2 separate regions of the Homo sapiens genome follow, and region 2 is linked to region 1. Evidence: read pairs that join two places in POLR2A ChIA-PET (ENCODE). Cell type or tissue: OCI-LY7. All regions are shown on one strand. Links, peaks and the distances in the headings refer to the core of each region. The heading gives the core; the rest is flanking DNA.

The links. Peaks named below come from ENCODE experiments on the same cell type or tissue, not always from the same donor. Only the 100,000 strongest peaks of a DNase experiment are listed, where the experiment ranks them.
Region 2: POLR2A ChIA-PET joins it to region 1 with 6 read pairs; 2 of 35 experiments call an interaction of 5 or more read pairs at or near these places.

What each region holds. Positions count from the first base shown.
Region 1 is chr16:78,792,051-78,800,345 of GRCh38, reverse strand. The region is part of intron 8 of WWOX (WW domain containing oxidoreductase); the gene reads right to left. LOC112268165 (a long non-coding RNA gene) reads left to right here and starts at 3,924. Exons shown (of 2, transcript XR_002957855.2): 1 at 3,924-4,170; 2 at 5,977-6,765. In OCI-LY7, for the core only: no CTCF peak of the experiment used is centred there; a DNase peak (open chromatin) is centred at 3,885; H3K4me3 peaks cover 376 bases.
Region 2 is chr16:78,396,654-78,404,948 of GRCh38, reverse strand. All of the region lies in intron 6 of WWOX (WW domain containing oxidoreductase), which reads right to left. Among named protein-coding and RNA genes, the nearest start is that of WWOX-AS2, 99 kb to the left of the region's middle. In OCI-LY7, for the core only: no CTCF peak of the experiment used is centred there; no DNase peak of the experiment used is centred there.

The sequences.
Region 1 (8,295 bases), core at 1,898-5,897:
TGTCTTTGTGTTAAAAGCACACGGTACACATTTACAGAAAAACAGGCCCTGGCATTTGTCTGAAATACTGTGGCTGAAAAGCTCGACTTTTTTTTTTTGCCATGGAACAATGAACATTTACACAATCATTAAAATCGCATCTACCGCCATATTTTTTCTCCTTCTCAGTTTTAATACATTTTTATAATTGCATTGAAGATATTCTAACCCTGTTTTTAGTGCAAAGATAAAATTTATGAACCGTGACAAACGTATCATCTCAGAGCCAACCCGAAGGATAACAATGTGCTTGATGAAACCCAAGTGTTCCTTCCCTTCTGCCCATTTTAATGGGGAAGGAGAGAAAAAAGAGTTCATCGGAACCTCAGACCTGCAATGCCAGACGCGGGGGAAGTTCCTAACTAGTGCCTGAGATGGAGGACGTATTTCAGGGAAAAGTAGTCATTCACATAGAAATTTTTCTAAAGCTACATAACTGGAACTTTGACTAATATGCATTTAAAATTTGTATATTGGGTATAATTGGGCAGCTTCTGTCAACACAGCCAAAGATATCTAAATAAATTTGTTCTCCCAATGGCATGCCCAATTCCCCCTCTCTCCATTTGTGTACTTTCTTTAGAGAAGGTTTTTGGACAATATTAGAGAGCAGGCAGCATAAAAGAGCAGAAAGGTCAGTATGCAAAGTGCCACAGAACATGAGCTCCAAGGTTCAGGGGGCCGTCCAAAGCCATGTGACCTTGGCCAAGTCCCTCGGCTTCTGACAGCCTCACCCCTCCTCAATTCCATACGCAGAGATTCGGAGTGGACTTTTGGGGTCTAAAATGACATGTGATGACGATATTATTTAAAACAACATAAAATACCTCCAACTTTGAGACTCTATCCCTGGTGAGTAAAATCAGTTTCATAAGAAAACCTTAAATGCTGGTAAGTTCTTAAAAATCCAGCAAGCACAGACGTGTGAGCATGTGTTTGCTAACCCAGATGGACACCATACATTTTTTAAAAGTGATTTTTGTTAGCATCTACCCTGGGGTTTTCATTCCTTCTCACAGACTGTACCCTGCCCATGAACTCTCCGTTAAAGAGACGGCAAGACACAAGCCTAACTCCAGATGAACTTTTCTGCACCGTGTCCCTGTTTCTTTAGAAAGGCAGAGTTTTAAATATTTCCTAACTTCACATAATAGCCTTGCATAAGACACAAATGCCAGGAACCATAATGAAGTGGAGGTAATCTACACAATTTAAAAACACTTATTGTGACAAAATGGATTGACAAGGTATAGACGATACAAGCACATATAAATGAAATGCATCCCACCGGAAAAGCATTTTGCTCACATTGTTGTTTACGGCTCCTGAATTAATAGACCAAGAAAGGCACCACCGGCCCCAACAAAATGCCATAAAACCACTGGCAGCAAGTGGTGTCTCAAACTTTAATTCCCCTGGGGAGAAAAGGACACTGCCTAATCTGTATTCAGTCCTGACATTGGCCGCATCTGATATGGAACATTAGCTTCTAAGTCTCTCAATAGACCAGTGTCCTTCAGTTTATATTACTTTATGTTAATAGTAGAAAAATTACACACAACATCATTTATCATTGTTATACTCTGCTGTACATCCCATAGCTTATTTTAATATATTTATTTACCCCTGAGATGGTGAGAAATTAAAAATATATATGTTTCGAGAAAAACCTATATGGAAAGATCACTGTAAATCTCTTAAAAAAAAAAAAAAAACCCAACAACAACTACCTTGGGGGGAGGGAGGAATATATTGCATAGCTAAGCTTGTGAATGATAAGATGCTTTCTGTCTAAGGACTCAAGTACAGGCTGTACAATAATTTCTGGGGCATGAGTACATAACAAAAAAGCGGCATATTAATGATAAAATAGCTTTTGTTCCCGCATCGCACCAGTTTTTTCATTTGTCGATGACATCCTTGGGTTGTGTTATTAGCTTTTTTGACATCTGACCTCTAGCTAGGGAAAGGCAAGATTTTTTTCTTTTTTTTTCTCTCTCTTGAAAAGCGTCAATCTGAGCCTGACTTCTACTCTTTTTGACCCAGATTCTGGAAGCCCAAAGCATAACTTCAGTTTGGATTAAAAATAACAAGGCTATCCTTTCTTGCTCACGTTGTGGCAAAGGTGCCGTGGCTTTGGTATCATGACCTCTGCGCTCTGGTCCAAGCTCTGTCCTTTGCTCCCTATATAACATGAGCAAGCTACCCCATCTCTCTGAACCTCAGCTTCCCCAGAAACAAAAGGAGAAGACTGGATTCCATGGGCTAAGATTTCTCATAGCTCCAGTGAATTTTTAGTAGACTTTGCTTTTGTTTTTAGAGACAGGGTCTCACCCTGTCACCCAGGGTTGAGGGCAGTGGTGTGACCATGACTCACTACCGTCTTGACCTCTTGGGCTCAATCAATCCTCCCATGTCAGCCTCTTGAGTAGCTAGGACTACAGGCACGCGCCACCACGCGCAGCTAATTTTTGTATTTTTTGTAGAGACAGAGACTTGCTATGTTGCCCAGACTGTTCTCGAGCTCCTAGCCTCAAGAGATCCTCCTGCCTCGACCTCCCAAAGTGCTGGGATTACAGGCATGACCTAACGCACCTGGCCTCCAGTGGATTTTTGCCTGGAGATTTTTCTGGGATATTGTTTGCTACTTATCATAGTTCCTTGAGACTGGACGAATCTTCCTATTTTTCAAATAAGCACATGGAAGCTCAGGAATATTGACATGACTAAAGCCCCAGGTTGAAAAAGCAGCCAGACTGGAGTTGGAACAGTGCCTCAATCCTGGCTGGCACTCTTGTCTTGACTCCAGGCTGCCTCGAGAACATCTCTACAAATTAGAGCAATGGGAATGGGTCTACTTTAGGCATTTGGGGAAATGACTACAAGCTCGTACCTGTCGGGGCTGCCTTTTTATATTTGATTTTCCTTTTTTTTTTTTTTTTTTTTTTACCACTTTGACCCTTAAAATTGCATACCTTGTGTCCTGCATGATTATACAATACAGTCTTGTAATTATGTGTTCTTATTTGGGTCAGAGGTGGCTGACTTGAGATCATGTCTTCCCTTTAGCAGGTTCTCTTCATTCAGAAGCCACTCTCATGGATTATGTCATTTCTTCCACATCCAATGAGGCAGACAGGGCAGGTACGATTTCCCCACTTCTATTGATAAAGAAAGTTGGGGCCCAGCACAGTGGCTCACGCCTGCAACCCCAACACTTTAGGAGGCTGAGGTGGGTGGATCACTTGAGATCAGGTGTTCCAGACCAGACTGGCCAACATGGTGAAACCCCGGCACTACTAAAAATACAAAAATTAGCCAGGCATGGTGGCTCATGCCTATAATCCCAGCTACTTGGAAGGCTGAGGCAGGAGAATCAGTTGATCTTAGCAGGCAGAATTTGCAGTGAGCCGAGATCGCACCACTGCACTCCAGCCTAGGTGACAGAGTGAGACTATGGCTAAAAAAAAAAAAAAAAAGAAGAAGATAAAGAAACATGGGATCAAAGGTTCTTACTGACCAGCCAGAGCTCACACAGCAATGAGTGGCTGGATGGCCGTTGGGAACTGAAGAATGCTTCTGGCTCCTAGCCCAGGCAGGGCCCTTTCTAATACTTTGCAATGATGCTGATAAACAGATATATCTCTAACAAATATGGACAATAACTCCTTCCAAAAGGCAAAATAAAACTCGTATCATTTGTACAAGACCATGCAATTTAAAAGCAATATTGTAAGCAATCTACAATAGAAAGCAAGCCTGAGAAGGCAATGTGTTCACTGAAAACATTTCTCTTGCCTCCTCGAGGCATCACCAGACTACATTTCCCAGAATCCCTTGCAGTTGGTTGTGATCATGTGACTGAATTCTGGCCAATGGGAAGCAGGTGGAAGTGACCTCACTGCTTCCAGGCTTGACCTATAATAACTCCTTGGAAACTTGTACTTTTTCTTCCCCTGTCAGATGTCTGGACTTAAAGGATCCAGCAGAGGATTTGGAGGCTCCAGGGTATGGCTGAGCCCAAGATGTCAAAGTCTGGGTCAGTGAATCACAGTATGGGAGGCCAGTTGCTGAATGTCTATACTAATTGTTACTTCAGCAAGCAATCAACGACAGTTCTAGGAGTTAACAGTTAAGTCAATCCTGATTAAGGAAGAAAGTCCTGGAAGGAAGGCAAGGGGCGTTTCTAAATGTGATAGCTAGGTAGACATTCAGAGCCATTCTCTTAGCCAGTCTAAAGTATTTATTATATATACTGTCTTTGAGCAAATATTGCCACAAACTTCCTTAGTGGGTCTTAGGATATTTAAACATTCACAAAATGTTCTTTGCCTTATCTTAGACATCATCTGATTTTCTTCCTCAATTATCTTCCATTTCGTTCGCTTACTTAAACCTTATACTTTTGTTTCCACTTGACAGTAATAAAAGCCAACATCTATTGCATTTATTGGGTACTCACTATACGCTAGCCACTCTACTAGATACTTTATACTCAATATCTCATTCCATCCTCAAGGACATTAGCTAGATGTCAGTATTGTCCCCATTTACAGATGAAAAACCTGAGGTTGAGAAATATGAGACTTGCCCACTAGAATGAATCCCCAGAGCCACACCCAATGCTGACTGTGTATGTTAATAAAAAAATAAAAATTCAAAAGCCAGAATTATACATGAGTGTTCCATTAGTGAGGCGTGGTGCTCCAAGAAAGCACTGTCCCAGAAATCTGTGTGAGAAATTATACCCTGAATCCTTTTTTTCAGAATTGGGAAGACTCAGCAGTGGACTAAGAAGCCAGGTTTGATGTAGAGGATCTTGTGAGCACTCCATCTAGATGGAGGTTGAAGACAAGTACTAGTTGTAGTCCATGGGTAGCCTTCCCAATTCAAGGATCTCCTTTCCATCCTACTCATTCACAAAACAGCCAGGAAGACAGAAGCATATGGTGTTAAAGAGTCAGCTTTCAGGGGGTTGGACTGCCTGGACTTAAAATCTACCCTCTACTTAAAATCCTGAGTAAATTATATAAAGTATTTATGCCTTTTTTTCCTTACATGTAGAAAGAGAATATCTGTGAAGTGTGAATAACATAATGCCCGCAAAGCACTTAGCACAATATCTGGCACCTTTTGAACACTCTATAAATGTAAGACATTCTTGCTGTCATTATCAATATCATCACCATCACCTCCTCCACCACCAACACCACCCTCGAAAACAGGATATGCTTAAGCACCAACGTCCAAAATGAGTTGGCTGGAAAAATCGCCAGCTCAAAGATCAGTGTTAAGCCTCCAACTCCCATTACTTACAGACTTCCCAAGATGCTTACGTGATGATGATAACATTAATTTATCAACCATAGATATTTGCAGTATGCCAGGCACAGGGCTAACATACAAAAGGCAAGTCATTTCTTTGTCACTAACCCAGTCAAAGTCAGACAGGTGTCAGCAGCCACAGTTGGCAGTTCTGTGCCCTGTGTCTGCACCTTCTGCATTAGAAAGGATCTGCCTATGCTCACAGCCTGAACACATGGGTCTCCATCTTCTCCAGCCACAGCATCACTCTGATAGCAGAGCTAATAATAACAGTAAGCGTAATGACAAAGATAACAGCTGCAGGAATGACAGCAACAGCTATAACTTACCAAGGTCTTGCTATGTGTCAGCCATTGTGCTGACCACATGAAGATGGTACTTTAGTTAATTCTCACAGCAACACTAAGAGGTATTAGGGTTATTACCTCTTAGATATTATTCACCCATTTTTTTGGATGAGAAAATTGGTATTCAGAGAGTTTGGGTATTTTGCCTAAGGACACATAGATGGAAGGATTTGTCATAGTCTTTTGGGGCTTTTATGACAAAATAATCTAAGCTGGGTAGCTTTTATTTATTTTGTTTTTTGTTTATTTGTTTGTTACAAATAAGGCAGCTTCCTGAGCCAGAACAGACCGAGAGAGACTCCTGGGGAGCTTTGAAAAAAAGAAATTTATTTCTCATGGTTCTGGAAGCTGGGAAGTCCAAGATCAAGGAAGCAGCAAATTCAATGTCTGGCCAGAGTCCCGCCTCCTCATAGATTCATGGATATTCTTCTTGCTGTTTTCTCACATGGTGGAAGAAGCAAGGCAGCTTCTGGGGTCACTTTTATAAGGGCACTCATGCAATTATGCAGGCTCTGTCTTCATGTCCAAATCATCTCCCAAAAGACCCCATCTCCTAACAAATGAATGCTGGGGTGACACAGACATTCTGACCACAGCAGGATTTGAATCTAGCCTGCTGTAACCCAAAGCCTGTGTTACTAAGAACTTTGCTATATGGCATGGGTCTTTCTGAGCCCTACCTGCCCTACATCCTCTTCTATATCAAAAATTTCACTTTTTTTTTTCAAATATTTTATTTTTTGTAGAGATGAGGAGGTCTTGAACTCCTGCCCTCAAATGATTCTCCTGCCTCGGCCTCCCAACGTGCTGGGATTACAGACGTGAGCCACCTTGCCCAGCCAAAAATTTTCATTGTTTCTAACCTGGATTCCTCTTCAAACCCTTCTAGGCAATGTTTATCCCACTGCAAGGATGAGTTGCATTTGCAACATTTCTGAATGTAATTATAAGTTATTTCCATAATGGCTGAATAGTCTGAAAAAAAGTTTTTTTTGCTGTGTGCTATGTAGGCACATTGAATAATATTTAAACAATAAAGGTTACCTCTTATGTACTACAGCTGTGTTTTATGCTAATAACCAGAATCATTTAATCATTATGAGCTAATGACCTGCAAAATTTCATTTAAAAAATGAAGCCATATCTGGGTCTCTGGAAAGCAAAACTGGATAAAAAATGAGGAAAGTCAATGTTCAATTTGTATTCTTGAGTGGAGAGCAGCCGTATAGTCTGTGCAGTTCCATACCAAGTTTGAGCATTTAAACAGAGGCAGGGGCCTGGCATGGTGACTCACGCCTGGAATCCCAGCACTCTGGGAGGCTGAGGCAGGCAGATCTCCTGAGCCCAGGAGTTCCAGACCAGCCAGTGCAACATGGCAAAACACCGTCTCTACAAAAAAATATAAAAATTAGCTGGGCATTGTGGTCCCAGTTACTTGGGAGGCTGAGGTGTGAAGATCACTTGATCCCATGAGACAGCAGTTGCAGTGACCTGAGATTGCATCACTTCACTCCAGCCTGAGCAACAGAGTGAGAGCCTTTCTCAAAAAATAGATTAGATATAGATACAGATATATAGATAAGATGAAAGAAAGAAAGGGGGCAGCGGGGGCAAGGAAATTCCGCATCTTAAGGGACTTAATGGTATCACTTGAGCACCAACGAAATAAAGAGATTTCCTATTGCATTGCCATGGTTATCAAGGTTTGGGTCTGCGTCTTTCCTTCTGTCTGTACAGCACTCTGTCCTTCTAGTGTGGATTCTGTTACTGCTAAATCCCCGGGGTGAGCAGAGAGCAGAGCTGTGGACAATCAGAGCTCCCTGCTGGCAATCTTGGTGAGGATCCTGGCCTTCCTTGGCTTTCCCACCCTGAACCACTCTTTGCTTTGGCTAACCCTCATCTTAAGATTTCTACAGGTGAGATGCCTCTATAGACTTGTATAGTAAGCTCTATCCATTGTCTGCCCCAAAGGTATCCTTCCTCTTTCCTTACTAAAATAATTATAATTCTGTTTGGGCGACAGAGCAATGAATCAAAATCAATCCAAGCCAGTGTGATGTGACAAATTTGTATTAAATGGCCCTAAGTTTTTACGAACCCCTTATCCATGCCCTCTGCCGTGCAGACTTGCAGCACCTTTTCAGTCTGTAAGTGGGACATACTTCCTCACCCTGGAGTACGACCATATGATTTGCTCTGGCCCAGAATGAAGAAGCAATAGGAAGCCATCTCCGAGCTTTTTATGTTTCTGCCTGTTTTTTTCTGTTTCTACCTTTAACCATGAAAAGGATACATGTGGGAAGTAGAGGAGAGAGATCCAAGGTGGGGCTGGGTTACTCCAGCCAAGTCCAGCCTAGATCAGCCCATTCCCAGCCCCATTGCCAGACTCGTGAGAAAGATGAGCAGAGCAATGCAGGGGAGCTTAGCCAAGGTCACCTCAAACCCAGAGATGGCGAGAATCGAATGTTTATTGCTGCGGGCCACTGAGGTCTAATGGTGGTTTGTGATGCAGCAAGCCTGCGGCAATGACTAAGGGATACAGGCAACCGTCCTGCTCCCCCGCACCAGGGACAGGGCTAAGCTG
Region 2 (8,295 bases), core at 1,812-5,811, 400 kb after region 1:
ATGGCACTTAGTGCAATGGGCATGATATCTGACATGCAGGTCTCATTCCTTGGTGTTACAGTTCTGGTTGTTTCCATTTTTCTCCTGCCCTTTGCATTCAGCACTTTACTGCCCTGTGTTCTGGCTTCCTGGGGACATTTAATAAAATGGACAATCAACTTTAAGTGCAGTAAGGATGGGGGCTGGTCGGGAAAGTAAGAAAAAGTAACTTCAACCACACTCATGACCTACTAGCCTCACTTCAACATAGTGCCCTTGGATGGAAAAGACGTAAATTAACCCAAGTGTCTCTTGGCAAATTCCCATTTGTTCGTCTGACAAATGAACCATAGTCCCGTCCTTAAGAAATTTAGTTGTGATATGAAAGAAATTTGATAGGCCAAAGTAGAATTTAGCGAACTCCACAAGAGAAAGTGACTATTATTCATACAAATAGAAGAAGGGAAAGACCTGGCAGATGAGGAGGGTTGGGGTGGCATTATTTAAAGAGGGAATTGGTTCTTTCTGTGACCCTCAGCTTCTCACGCCCAAAATGGATTAAGTCATAATAATGGGCCCCAAACCCCTGAAGGATAGAGGTGGTATCTGAAGTCACCTTGTGCTCTCACACCTAGGGTTATGCTTGGCATACAACAGAATTTTGTTGAATTACAAAATCCCCGAAAAATAATAAGATACCACTGGTGAAATCTCCCAGCATCTTTCATCACACTAAGATCACAGTTATCTGTTTAAAACACTGCATACAATCAGTACTTTTTAAAAAACCCCCGAGTCCCTCCCTCTGTTACCATTATCCACAACACAGTCATTTAGGTACCATTTGCTTAATTTAAGGACCATCTGTGTTTATAAAATTGCACTGGAAACGAACTCTTCTATACTTTTTAGCCTCGCCTCGCCCTTTGCAAAAGACTTCTGCTAGGTGGAGTTGCTCTTCTGATTTTCAGTTTTAAAAAATGAATATATGTTAAGATAATACAATATTTGTCTTGGTGAACTTTGGAAAACCCTGCTCTGTGGTCCACAGAGCTCATGCAATTAGGCTGACCTGCAGTGCAAGTAAGTGAAGGTCCATGCAGCCTTCAAACACATCCATGGCTAAGAAGTCAAAAGTATCCAGGAAACTTGAGTGAAGGGCTAGAGCTGGCAGTAAATTACTTGACAATGCCTAGGCAGAACACATTTACTCTTACAACTGAAAACTTTGTCTTTGACTATGCTTTCCTTGTGGGACAATCTGGGGAGCCCCCATGCGAAGCAGTGCCTCATCCAGGGCCTGGCACAGGGGGGATGACTGGTATTTGTCAATAGTGCTTCTATTAAAATAATACCTGGGCCTCCTGAATACATAAAATGCAACCCTCAAAGCATTTTACCCACTTGGTAAGTGGGGAAAATAAAGGCAATAAACAAAGAGCCTTCCTGAAAACACATTAGCATTGCTACAAATTAACATTATATTTCGTAGGCATAAAGCAATACTAAAGCAGCAATACAAGCCATTATTTATGAACTTCTGCAGTATCATGGATGCATAAATTCTGCAGAAAAATCATGGGAAGGGAACATTAATTTTTTAATAACTTTATAGAATAGTTTTAAGTACCAGATGACGATTTCATTCACATCATGCAAAGAGAGTTTATTTAAATACACTTTATACAGTTTTAATGCAGGGAGTGGGCTTTAATAGGTGGTGGCAGAGGTGAATTTACAACTTACAACTTACAAACAATAAGAAAAAAATTGTTTGGGGAATGTGCTTAAGCACGTGGTCAAGTCACTCAAAAAATAAAACATCTCATGCATTTTGTACATCTCCCTTGCCAATGACGACTCTTTCCTCTGTTTTGCCTAGAGATATATGGAGCTGTAATAGAGTTCAGAAGCCCCTGACAGCCGTGTGCTGCCATTCAGACCTGAAAGATTCCATGTTATGATAAAAATTAATGTACTCTGACATCCTCTGGGACTTTCTGGGCCCTGGGAATAGCTAATGAAGAAATACAACCTTGCTGGAGAATGGCACTTGGCTCTGGAGTTGAGGATTAATTCACATGTGGTAGTGGAGTGGTCCCCCTGTCACCAGCTGTAAAGCAACCAGACCCCAGGGCCAATGGGAGCCAGCACTGATTGGTTAGAATTATTTCCGAGGTCAGGAGAAGTCAAATAAGCAAAACGCTTTAACAAAATAATTGAACCCAACTTAGAATCAGCCTGTCACTTCTTAAACCGAAAATGAGTCATGTAACACCTTGTCTCTTGTTGGCTTTGATCGTGGACTTGTAAGTTTCTCCCCAGGAAAAATGCTTCCTGACTGATTGTACCAATACCAGGCACGTCCCAGGGAACTCTCCTTCAAGAGGGGCTCAGAAAGGGGGTTGGTGTTGAGCTTGGGGGAAGTGCTGAAGCCCCCAATTTCTACGGACCTCCAACCCTACTTTCCAACATGTTTACTGCAACCCCCCACCCATGATGTTTACAAATAAGGTATAATAATCACAATAATGTTCATAGCAGCATCTTTTACAGTAGCCAAAAAGTAGGAACAACAGAAATATCCGACTGACAACCAGATAAACAAATATGGCACATCTACATAATGGAATTTTTTTCAGCCATAAAAAGAAATGAAGTACTGATTTTTGCAATAACATAAATGAACCTCTAGAACATTATGCTAAGTGAAAGCCAGTCACAAAAGGCCATGTATTATCTAACTCCACTCATATGAAATGTCCAGAATAGGCAAACAGGTAGAGATAGAAAGCAGACTGCTGATTGCCTTGGGACTGGAGGAAGTAGCGATGGAAAATAACTGCTAATTGTTATGAGATTTCTTTTTGGAGTGATGAAATTGTTCTGCAATTCAAAAGTGGTAATGGTAACGTAACTTTGTGAACGTAATAAAAATCACTCAATTGTACAGCTTAAAATAATGAATTTTGGCTGGGCATAGGGGCTCACGCCTGTAATCCCAGCACTTTGGGATTACAGAGGCAGGCGGATCTAGAGGTCAGGAGTTTGAGACCAGCTTAACCAACATGGTGAAACCCCGTGTCTACTAAAAATACAAAAATTAGCCAAGCGTGGTGGCGCACACCTGTAATCCCAGCTACTCAGTAGGCTGAGGCAGGAGAATCACTTGAACCCAGGAGGCAGAGGTTGCAGTGAGCCAAGATCACACCATCACACTCCAGCCTGGGCGACAGAGCAAGACTCCGTCTCAAAAAAAAGAAAAAAGGAATTGTATTGTATGTAAATTATGTCTCAATTAAAAAAAAAATCCCTGGGCTCTGAGAAATCTTTACTGACATTCTCAAAATGCGTTAAGTAGCCTTCAGTGGGGTTCCTCACCCTTTCCCTAAAGCAGACTTAAGGTCTCTCCAGACTCTTTCCCCTAAATCATATATACTCCCACAATACCAAGACAGGATACAGGTTACAAGATACAGCGAGTTTCATCAAAATAGGTTACTCTTTTTTTAGACAATTGATGGGCTACACAAAGCTACATAGTTCTAGACCAAAACATTATTTCAGCCTATTAGAATTTTGCCATGTCAAGTTGAATTTATTCTCAATATCTGAATTTTAGCTACTTTAAGAAATATTAGGTTCAAAATTTTTAAACTTGGCTTTTCTTAAAATATTCAGTCTTTTCCACTTTGTTAATTTACTATCTTCACTAAATTATGGAAAATGTAGAAAAAAGTGGTATTAGAAAAAATATCTTGCAAAAATATTTGAAATCTTTATTTCTGCACACACATATTTAACATTTTTCCTATGGAAGGTCTATCATTCTCTTCAAAGAAAAAAACAAGGCAGCTGGACATGGCTCATGCCTGTAATCCCAGTATTTTGGGAGGCAGGGGCAGGAGGATCACTTGATTCCAGAAGTTTGAGACCAGCCTGGACAACACAAGGAGACCTCGTCTCTACAAAAATAAAAATTAGCCAGGCATGATGGTGCAGGCATGTAGTCCCAACTACTCAGGAGGCTGAGTGGAAGGATCACTTGAACCCTGGTGGCTGAGGCCATAGTGAGCTGTGATCGTGCCACTGCACACCAGTCTGGGTGACAGAGCCAGCCCTATCTCAGAAACAAGTAACAAAGTGCTATTCTGATATATGAATTGTAGTGTTGATTGAGGGGTAACAGTGTATTCATTGATACAAATTTAATGATCTCTTGGATTTGCTTTAAAATCAAATGCCCAGTGTACACTCCAGAATGATCCCTGCTTTCCTTCCTCCAGTCCTCCCTTCCCTGTTCCCTTTCTACCTGCTTCCTTCCCCCTTTTCCTCCCTCCCTCCCTCCTTAGGATGGTAAGAGGAGAAAAACCAAGCTGGATTCATGGGCCAAGTTGGGAAATAAAATTGTAAACCACAGAAACTCAAAGATTTTTTCCAAGTCTTCCTTCTGTCCAGCCATTCATCCATCCATCCATCGATCCACAATGCAGAACAATTACATTAGAATCCTGGGGGTGACAGCCAGACTGCAGTGTTCGATTCCCAGCTGATTCCTCACACAGCCAAGCTGGGGAACCGCCCTGTCAGTCTCTCAGGAGTTTTCAGATCTGAGGTGGGAAATCGAGGCACTGCTTTTCTATTAGCCTGGTGCATTCCATTAAGACCCATTTCCCAAAGCTGTGTAATTTGTCACCTTATGCATAACTTGTACTTCTGAGACAAACAGAGACCTTTTCCTCCTGTTTTTGGTTATAAATTATTGCATAATATCAGCTCAAATATCTTTTTGATGACGAGTAAGTGACCGAACTATAACAGGAGTTTAAGCTTAAAAGTTAAACTGACGAACTTTACCGCTAATTGAGAGGTCCCGTTTATGTTTTTCTGAATGACAAGGTATGCAATAGATTCTTCAAAAATGAAGACAAGAAAGGACTCACAATATTAAAAACACAGTGCAGTGACAAGTAGCTCAACTAAAAATATAATCTTCCTTGGGGATTTTCAGCAGGCTGCCACGGTGTAGCACCGCTGATTTATTCAAATGTATATTCAAGTTTTTAGGCTGACAAGAATTAGCTTCTCAACAATTTACTGGGAAAAGATGGTTCCCATGTTATTAAAATGTGATTTCAGTGTGGTTTTAGCACAGCTTCTCAACATGTCAATTATGTAAGTGTAGATTCCAAAGTGACAATGAGGGTGGTTAGGATGCTAAGAGGAGAAAAACCAAGCTGGATTCATGGGCCAAGTTGGGAAATATAATTGTAAACCACAGAAACTCAAACCCTTTTTCCAAGTCTTATATAAATCGAGAGTTCTCTGAGAGTAACCAAATGTTGAAACCCTGACGCCGGGGATTTGCTGCATTGATGTCTGCGTGGGTGGTCTCACTGCAGGTCAAAGAGCAGGCTTGATAGACTGGGCTGAGAGGTGTCGCTCCCTGTTCAACCCAACAATGCCAAGCTGGCTCAGTCCCATGATCCATGTCCACTCCAGGGAAGCCCTTACTCTTAACAGAAGCCCTCACTCTTAAGGTTCATAGATTCCTTGTAAGAAAACCTTTGGGTTATGTGCCTAAAATAACTATTGTTGTAACTACGATTACATACAACTATGATTACTTTAGAAGTTGTTTCCCAAGATCTACAAAGGTATAGGCTCCATGCCACCCAAGGAGGTATCAACTCAAGATTCTATCACTGAGAATCGGCACCTTAGAAGTTCAGTTCACCTAACAGTACTATGTGTTTCCATTTTTGTTCTTCCCTCTTCTTCCGTTCCATCCTTCCTGTCTTCCAACCTTCTATCCATCTAGCCAGCCAGCCACCCATCCCCTTCCTTGTACTTACCTCTTGCATCCCCTTCCACCCCTTCCATCCATCTAGCCAGCCAGCCACCTATCCCCTTCCTTATACTTACCTGTTCCATCTTTCTATCCATCTAGCCAGCCAGCCACTCATCCCCTTCCTTGTACTTACCTCTTCCATCCTTCTATCCACCTAGCCAGCCAGCCACCCATCCCCTTCCTTGTACTAGAAGGCAGTAAATGTAATAATTGCAAAGGATGATAAAGACGATGACAATGATGACACAGGTTAAAATTCACTTTTTTATTAAGTATCAGGTACTACGCTTTATAAATATTCAGTTATTGAATCCTCTCAACAACCCAGAGTGGTGTTAGTATCCTTTCCCATCTTTGCTGATGAAATTAAGAATTAGAAAGATTAAGGAATTTGCCAGCGTCACCATCTTAATAAGTTGTAGCACAGATATTACAAGCTAAGACCAAGATGTATTAGCCAAAGTTTCTGCTCCTCTGGAGCTCAGTTTAATGAAGTAAAATCAATATAGAAAAAAGCATCCCCGAAGTATTCCATGTACAATGATTGGGTGTGTTGCTGATGGTCCAAAAAATAACTCATCAACTGTGGTGCCCGGGTAAGAGCAGGTAGAAGGGAGGCTCTGTAGAGGACGTGACACAAGCAATCCATGAATCCAGCTTGGTTTTTCTCCTCTTGCCATCCTAACTACCCTCATTGTCACTTTGGAATCTATGCTTACATAACTGACATGATGATGGACAAGTGGGAGAGGAGCCACACAAGCAAAGGCTCAGAGTCAGGATCCAGAACATAAGCAGCGGAGCAGAGAAGCCTGGGTTGGGGAAGACATGGCCACAGGTGACATGGGAGAAGGGATCAGATCCCAGAGGCCTGGGTGGGCCACAGCAGGAAGTGTAGCTATTTGCAGGTCAGATAGCAGGACATTGCCAAACAGGACAGTGTCAGGGCTGGGTTTGCACTTGAGAGTGATCACGCCATCAATTTGGAGGTATAAATAGCAAAACGACCCCTTGGTCTTCTTCTGTCTACTTGATAAGCATCAATTTGAAGACAAGTAGAAAGAAAGTGGAAATGGACAGTGACATTCACAGTAAATGTATAAAGATGATGCAAATGACAGTCAACAGCTGCCGCTTCAGCTTAAACGAACTCCATGAAGCAGCACCCTCTTGATTGGTTGGAAAATAGTCTGAGTACCTTAACTGAGCGGACGAGAATCTCTTCTGACTTTAACCTCCTTTACACATATTCCAGCAAAACGATTTCCCTTTGGTGATAGAAAATTGGCTGAAAGGCCAGGAGCGGTGGCTCACGCCTATAATCCCAGCAGTTTGGGAGGTTGAGGTGGGCGGATCACCTGAGGTGATCCTGAGAAAAAGGAAAATTGGCTGAAAGAAGCATCTCCTCCAACCTTGAACTGACCTTTCTAATTGTCCCACTAGGCAGTGGCTGTCCATCATCTATTTTACTCATGGGACAAATCTCCTTTAGAAACAATGTTTTTTACATGGTATATTTCCCAAATGAGACAGATCTTTCTGATTCTCCAAGCTACTATGCAAGCTGAGCTCAACAGAAGAAGAGATTTTGGACGAAGTTCTAGCCTTACTGCGTACCAGCTAGCATGAACTTGGTTGAGGTTCTTAATTTCTTAGTCTGTAAAATGTGGTTAATCATTGCACCAGGCTGAACCATTAAACACTGCCATTCTTCTGCCATTTTTTAACCCACTCTTAGAGTCATTATAAGGATAAAATGGGATGGTATGTAAGTGCTTAGCTGTACATGACACATGATAAATAGCTGATAAATATTAGCAATTATTATCATCATTATATGGTTCCATACTCCAATTAGCGCTTCAGTATCTTCGTTATTGAAACAGCACTTAGTTGTCTTATTGACCTGCTTCCCTATATGGTAATATTTCCAAAGCTCAGCAAAGCACACTGTTCCACTTAAACTCTTTCCTCTTCTCTCAGCCGTGAAATATCATGGGGGAGTTTCTTCAAAGAATTGAAATTAACTATGCACACAACATCGACTCTCAACACTTATTTACCTTGACCAGACCTAACATAACCCATTTTCTAAGAAAAACAGAATATATTTCTCATGATGAAAAAGGGTGCTAGTAAAATGAATTTCATTTAAAGGGTCTCTGGGCCACCGTCCAAGGAGTAGTAAACCACAGCTGCCAGGCCAGATACCAAATCCAAGCCACTTCCTGTTCTTTGTAAATAAAGTTTTATTAGGACACAGCCACACCCAGTTATTTATGTGTTGTCCCAGGCTACTTTTATATTACAATAGTCTCATGTAACACTCAACAATGTATTCAACAATGCTTGAATGGTTGCCGCAGAGACTGTCTGGCTGATGAGAGCAAAAATATTTACTATCTGATTCTTTGCAGAAAAACTTTGCCGACGAATGTCTAGTCTAGTGCTTTACATAATCATTA